Regions from separate parts of the Mus musculus genome. Here regions 1 and 2 are each linked to region 3. A link is a loop called in an ENCODE intact Hi-C map of the cell type or tissue named here. Cell type or tissue: left cerebral cortex. All regions are shown on one strand. Region 1 overlaps Gm19782 (predicted gene, 19782). Region 2 overlaps Gm19782 (predicted gene, 19782). Region 3 has its middle 430 kb from the start of Gm19782.

Region 1 (2,500 bases), 340 kb before region 3:
CCTTCACTGACTTTCAGAACATCTTGTTTGTATGTACTTTTGAGATAGCATTTCTCACATTGCTCTTAGAAAGAATGCTTTTTGTAGTTCACCTTACTTGAATTGTTAATAAAACATGTTTTGTTTTTCATGTCTACAGTGTGCTATATGCTTTTGTAAACGTATAAACCACAATGTCTTTAGCATTTCCCATAACTCTCCTATGTCAGGATTATGGTCTCTGTTCACCTATAATGAACATGGATTATGGATATTATTAACCATGGGAAATGTAAAAATCAGAGTTCAGGTCCATATCTTAGTTGTATTATTGCATTACCTACCAACTCATTTTAAATATTTTTCCTTCTAGATTAATCAAGGTCAATGTCTTATTAAACTCTGCACATCCTCTCTAATCCCTAGTCATAACTATTTTCTAGGACAACCCTGAACCTGGTGATATGTATTTTATTATATCATAAATATTAAATATTGTTGTTTTGACTGAAATATGAAAACAAGAAAAAGAAATTCAAATTTAACATATCATTTGGTCTAGATAGTTTACATGTAACTGAAAGGCAAGGGGTCTGTAGTGAAAGGGAAGTAAGAAATGTGGTGAGGACCAGCTGCCTCATGGGATTTATTCAGCATCACGGAAACAGGAAGGTCATAGTTTCTGATGATGAGGTACTGTGGGTATAGGATGAGAGGATTCAGAGGGGTCCTCTGAGGAATGACAGTAAAGATAAAAGACATGCCTATGCTACCCTTGGCAATTTCTCTGCCTCACTCATGATTGCTTTGGGCGCAGTCTGCATTTTGATAGTTTCACTTAATATTATCCAGTTTTCTCCTAAAGTTTGAACTGTATAAGATTACATAGGCCAAGTTATGAGAAAAAAATATCTATTTTTACATTCAATTCACACTTACCAAGCAGAGAAATTTGAGGATACCTCACTTTGCCGTATGGAAAATCCTCTCTAAGTCATTTTAGGCTTTTTATTCTTAGGAACCATCTGGTGCAGAGTCTGAGTTTCTAGTTTGAAACTTTTAATTTATCATATTTTTTTTTCATCGCATATTTTCAAATCATCTGTCTTCTCCTTTTTGTTTATGGTTTAAAGCACAATTACTTCCTTTCCTTGCCACCATGCCCCAGTTGGTGGCTATGCATGGATTATGGATCATTTCAGAGTGATTTTTCTACTAAAATGATCCCTTTAAGAGAATCAGTGATCTTTGCCTGAGACTTTGGGGAAACCTCTGAGTGTACGACTTCATGGGGTGGAGCCTAGGGTACATTTTATACTTCACTTTGATTTAATCTCTTCACCAGCAAAATGAAGTACAACAAAATGAAGCACTCAGATTTGTGTTTGTATCGTCTTCAAAAAAATGAAGATATTTTCATAAAGAACTAATGATTGTGTTAAACAAGTCAGATGGCAACTATGCTTTCTTTTTAATCTTTATTATGGTCAAAGTTAATTGAACATACAGAGAAGATTATTCAACCATGAGCTTTTATGTATGAATAAATAGTAAGATTGCAATATGGAACTCACACACAGGCTAAGATGGCCTCTTGCTTGTTCCTCAAGCAAAGGAAAGTTTGAAGGTTTGTCAGAAAAAAGAAATCTTTCCAAATTCCTTAGACAGATAACAATCTGATTGTAAGGTTAATATATATATATATTATATATATATATATATATATATATATATATATATATATATATATATATATATATATAGCTTGCCCTAAGGTAATGGGTAACAGTTCCCTTGACAATTGCTACAAAACAAATTCCAAAGATACCTTATCAAATGTAAGACATGCTGTTTTAGTTGATTGGCCTCAAAAGACAGTTTTTAGAATAATCATTTATGACTTGAATGTTATTTTCCTGTGCCCATTTGGCTGTGTTTTATCTAAACAGGACATGGACATTTTCATATTTGTGCCCAGCTGAGATGGAAGGAAGGACCATCCAGAGATTGCCCCACCTGGGGCTCCATCCCATATACAAACACCAAACCCAGACACTATTGCATATGCCAGAAAGGTTTTGTTTACAGGACCCTGATATAGCTATTTCTTGTGAGGCTATGCCAGTGCCTGGCAAATACAGAAGTGGATGCTCACAGTCATCTATTGTATAGAACACAGGGCCCCTAATGAAGGAGCTGGAGAAAGTACTCAAGGAGCTAAAGGGGTCTGCAATCCTATAGGAGGATCATCAATATGAACTAACCAGTGACCCCCAGAGCTGTGTCTCTAGTTGCATAAGTAGCAGAGAATAGCCTAGTCCTCCATCAATGAGAGGAGAGGCCCTTTGTATTGAGAAGATCATATGCCCTAATACAGGGGAATGCCAGGGCCAGGAATCAGTAGTGGGTAGATTGGGGCACAAGGGTATAGGGGACTTTCTGAATTGCATTTGAAATGTAAATGAAGAAAATATCTAATAAAAAATCTCCATGTAATGCTGTAGCTCCATGTCTTTATTTT
Region 2 (2,500 bases), 350 kb before region 3:
TTTCTGTATCCTGATGTCGTACATTGAAAGACAAGTGGGCTGTTTCCAGCTTCTGGCTGTTATAAAGAAGGCTGCTATGAACATAGTGGAACATGTGTCCTTGTTATATGTTCAAGCATTTTTTCAGTATATGCCCAGGAGTGGTATAGTTGGGTCTTCAGGTAGAACTATTTCCAATTTTCTGAGGAACCACCAGATTCCCAGGGGGTTGTAACAGCTTTTAATCCCACTAGCAATGGAGGAGTGTACCTCTTTTTTGACATCCTCATGCATGTCTTGTGGCCTGAGTTTGGGATCTTAGCCATGCTGATTTGTATGAGGAAAAATCTCAGGGAAATTTTGATTTGTGCTTCCCTGATGACTAAGAATGTTGAACATTTCAAGTGTTTCATAGCCATTTGAGATTCTTCAGTTGGGAATTCTTTGTGTGGTTCTGTACCCATTTTTTAAATTGAGTTAACTTCTGGAGACTAACTTCTTGAGTTCTCTGTATATTTTGGATATTAGCCCTCTATCTAATGGAGGGCTGGTAAAGATCTTTTCCCAATCTGTCAATTGCTGTTTTGTCCTATTGACAGTGGTGTTTTGTTTTGTTTGGTTTGGTTTGGTTTGGTTTGGTTTGGTTTTTGTTTTTGTTTTTTTTTTTTTTTTTTTTTTGCCTTACAGAAGCATTTCAGTTTTATGGGGTCCCACTTGTCAATTGTTGGTCTTAGAGCCTGAGCCACTGGTATTCTCTTCCCGGAAATGTCCCTATGTGTGGATATGTTCAAGACTCTTTCCTACTTTATCTTCTATTAGATTCAGCATATCTGGTTTTATGTTGAGGTCTTTTATCCACTTGGACTTGAACTTTGTACAGGGGGTAAAAAGGACAAATTAGTGTTTGTCTACATGCAGACTGCCAGGTGAACCATCAGTGTATGTTATATGTTTTCTTTTTTTCCACTGTATGGGTTTGGATCTTTGTCAAAGTTCAAGTGACCATAGGTGTGTGGGTTTACTTCTGGGTCTTTAATTCTACTCCATTGATCTACCTGTCTTTCTCTGTACCAGTACAATGTGGTTTTTATCACTATTGCTCTTTAGTACAGTTTGAGGTCAGGGATTGTGATTTCCCCCAGAAATTCTCTTATTGTTGAGAATTGGTTTTGCTCTCTTGGATTTTTTGTTACACCAGATGAAGTTGAGAATTGCTCTTTCTATCACTGTGAAGAATTGAATTGGAATTTTGATGGTGATTACATTGAATCTGAAGATTGCTTTTGCAGTGATTTAATCATCAGATGATTTAAACATTTTGTTGGTAGATGTTTTTTCATATATGTTTGCTTTAGTATTCTTACATTGACTTCTGTCTTAGTCATTGTTCCATTGTAGTAAAGTGACCCGAAGACCACAGCAACTTTCATAAAAGAAAGCATAGACTCAGAACTTGCTTACATTCTGAGGTTTATTTCATTATCATCATGGTGAGAAGCTTGGTGGCACACAGCCAGGCATGGTGCTGGAGAGGTAGCTGAGAGTTCTATATTTGGATTCACAAGCAGCAATTCAAAGGAGACATTGAACATTGCTTAGGCATATGAAGTCCCAAAATCTACCTCCAGTGACCCATTTCCTCTACAGCCACACCTACCACAACAAGGCCATCCTTCATAGTAACTGTCAAGTAACACCACTCTATGATGACGAGTTTTTGAGTGTTTACTCAAATATATGAGCCTATAAAGGCCATTTCTATTCTGTCCAAAACATTACATCTCCTGGTCCCCATAGGCTTATAAACATATCAAAATACAAAGCTGCATTCTATACAAATTCAAAAACCTCCATAATCTATCACAGTCTCAACTCTGTTTAAAAGTCCAAAGTTCAAAAATTCTTCTAAGACTCATGTCAATCTCTAAACTGTAATCCCCTCTAAAGTTTAAATATAAGGGCAGATTTCATTCTTCCAACATACAGTGGCACAGAATTCATGACCATTCTAAATGGGAGGAAATTTTACAAGGAGAGTATAAACTAGACTCAGAAGGTTTTGTTAGCAGGAAAGGATGATTCCATAACCTTTTGCTTGTATTCTTGACTCTAAAGTTAGAATCATATGGCCAAAGCTGCCAAGCTCTGTGGCTTACAGGACCTGAAACATGGCCATTTCATTGCATTTACATCTGCATCAACTTTCTGTTTTTCTTCACTATCTAAGCTTGACTGTCTTAGAACTTGCTCTCTAGGCCAGACTTCCCTTGAACTCAGAGATCCTACTACACTCTAACTCTTCCTCCAGAGTGCTAAGGTTAAAGACACATACCATGAACCAAGCCCCAATCTTTTCCTGAATTCTTTTTCAGAAGTGGGACTCTTAGCTAAATGAGGTATCAAGTTCCGGAGGTCACCACTCCCTTTATTCCATTCATCATTACATCAGAGAACAAGAAGAAGCCAGGACATTAGAAGTTATTTCCAAAGTTAGTATAAAGCCAGGCAGAGCAATTGAGTC
Region 3 (2,500 bases):
TGTGAGCAGTTTCTACTTCAATCTCACCTCTATATGCTGACCACATTGAATTAAATATATCACATTCAAATATCAATGAATTTAACAAATACTATATACTAAGTATTACTGGTAATCTTTCCTAGTATTACATTGGCTTTCTATGTCTTTGGTTTTGTATTGTGCCTAATCTATCTATCTATCTATCTATCTATCTATCTATCTATCTATCTATCTATCTACCTATCTATCTATCATTTCTCTCTCTTTCTCATCAATCTATCAATCATTATCAGTCAGATGATGATCATTTTAATTTTACTATTTTACTACAGCTTGTCTCTTTTTTTAAAAATGTTTTGTCTGGTCACCTTCTATTATCCAGATGAAGGTTCAAATGACTCAACTAACTTAACTGGCTAAAGTCACTGTGAATCTTCCATAAGGAAGGGTTCAAAAAGATTAAAGGAGCTAAAATAAAAGTATAATAAAGGACTAGGACATACAAATTCTAAATCTAAAGTGAAATCAAGATACGCTGAAGTCTTCTGACAGAAAGGAAAAGGAGATTAGAAGAGTGGGAAATCTGAATTTGGAAAGACAGTATCAAGAAAGCTGGCAGTAATACCATGTGTGCATGGCCAAGCATGTGAGAAAGTTTAAGTTAGATGGGTAGTAAGACCACACACCGTACTGCAGATCAGCAACTTAACCTCAGATGTCAAAGCAATGGGATAGTTGATGATAAGCTACCGAGGTCCTTCTGTTCTTAACAAAAACTTCAAAAGGAACATAGGCAAGGTGCTCAGATAACTCAGAAATTAAAAACTTTATTTTTTTGCAGGGAACTGCTTTAGTACATGGATCACTGACTCAACAGGACATCCAGTGGATGCAATAATTCAAAACTTTCATCTTTTGGGGGGAGAGGGTTGTCTTGAATAAGGCTGGCCTGTCTTTCCTGCAGTAGCAACCCAGAGATCGTCTTTTCCTTTCAGATGTTAAGAGGAACATGAACTGTAAATGGCTGGTTATGGATTACTAGTACACACTGAACTCTAGGAAAGTGCTTTGGCAATGGAATGGATATAGGCCATGTACTTAATGTGGGATGCTCATCCAGATGTAGGTAAAATGACTGAATGGATGAGAGAACGAACACAGTACAATCAAATTCCTCTTTTAGTCCATGTAAAAATGAGCTTAGCCTCTCACACAGAAGTGCCTTGCCAGTGTGACAGACAGGGGAGCTGGAGGGACTTTCATTCCATCTTCTGTTCAGCACAGCATCTTGACTCAGGATTTAACTGTTCCACCTGGGGCCAGGAAAAAGCTTTCTCCCGGTTAATTACCACATGCTAACTCTGAAGCGGGATCCTCTGAAGAGCCCTCCTTCCACTGCTGAGTGCAGTCATTACCCCCAATATCATCATAATCATAGCCTCCCTTCCTGGCCTTCTGCCTTTAAGCTTGGATTTAGAATCTCAATTGCTTTGGATAAAATTTAATGTGGCACAGAATGCCACAGGAGAAAAATGACACTATAAAATGCACTCTAGGTCATGAGACATTTTAGTTTTGGGCAGTATTTCCTTGGAGACAGCTCATTAATGGCTTGCTTCACCTAGGCTCTTTTCTGCTGAGAGTAACCCTGTAGGTAAACGTGGGCATGGTATGTTCTATACATCAAGATCTGCCAAAATGTAGTTGTCTTAGACCTATACATTTACTACACAGTCACTGAGTATACACATATGTTCTGTGCTGAATTCTTGGGCAAATCCATACCTAAATAGAGATATTTATATTATATAATCTATCTTTCCATATACACTGAAGGTTTTAGTGTGAAACCAGTAATAATAACAAAATAAATAGCACCATGTTATTCACCAAATACTTCTTGTGTACTTGACATTGTGCTGAGAGCTTCACACATCAAATGAGAATATATCACCCTAGCTCCATAGTGCTGGCTTGTTATCTTATATTTCCCTGCCAGTTCCTTGGATTAAACCTAGGACCTTTTTTATGCTTGAAAAAATGCTCTACCACTGAGATATTTTAAGCTCTACAAGAGCAGAGCAGGGGGAGGGTATAGGGGACTTTCAGGATAGCATTTGAAATGTAAATGAAGAAAATATCTAAACAAAAAAAGAAAGATTAGTGTCCTACTTAGGTTTCTATTGTTTTGGTAAACCATAACCAAAAACAACTTGCAGAAGAAAGGCTTATGTTAAATTACACATGTAGTCCATCCTGAAGGTTAGTTGGAGCAGGAACTCAAGGCAGAAATTTGGAGGCAAAAATGGACGCAGAGCCCAAGAAAGAGTTCTGCTTATCTAATTGCTTCCATGGTTTGCTCACTTTGCTTTCTTATACCATATAGGAGAATCTATCCAGGAGTGGCAGCATCCACAGTAGATTGGGCTCTTCCACACCACCTATTAATTAAGAAAATGGATGCCTCTTCCCAAGTGACTCTTCTCTATGTCAAGCTGACAAAAAGAAAATAAAGTAT

Evidence for each region. A loop is a pair of places that touch in the nucleus more often than their neighbours do. Peaks named below come from ENCODE experiments on the same cell type or tissue, not always from the same donor. Only the 100,000 strongest peaks of a DNase experiment are listed, where the experiment ranks them.
Region 1: a loop joins it to region 3, with 4 times the contacts of the local background. A loop is called at or near these places in 2 of 42 quality-filtered maps.
Region 2: it touches region 3 in a loop (2.6-fold over the local background); 2 of 42 quality-filtered maps call a loop at or near these places.

The regions. Positions count from the first base shown.
Region 1 is chr15:70,011,982-70,014,481 of GRCm38, forward strand. The region is part of intron 3 of Gm19782 (predicted gene, 19782); the gene reads left to right. Among named protein-coding and RNA genes, the nearest start is that of Gm19782, 89 kb to the left of the region's middle. In left cerebral cortex, no CTCF peak of the experiment used is centred here; a DNase peak (open chromatin) is centred at 1,052; H3K27ac peaks cover 337 bases.
Region 2 is chr15:70,005,529-70,008,028 of GRCm38, forward strand. The region is part of intron 2 of Gm19782 (predicted gene, 19782); the gene reads left to right. Among named protein-coding and RNA genes, the nearest start is that of Gm19782, 83 kb to the left of the region's middle. In left cerebral cortex, no CTCF peak of the experiment used is centred here; a DNase peak (open chromatin) is centred at 1,490.
Region 3 is chr15:70,355,373-70,357,872 of GRCm38, forward strand. No RefSeq gene overlaps it. Among named protein-coding and RNA genes, the nearest start is that of Gm19782, 430 kb to the left of the region's middle. In left cerebral cortex, no CTCF peak of the experiment used is centred here; DNase peaks (open chromatin) are centred at 1,274, 1,565 and 1,979; H3K27ac peaks cover 1,311 bases.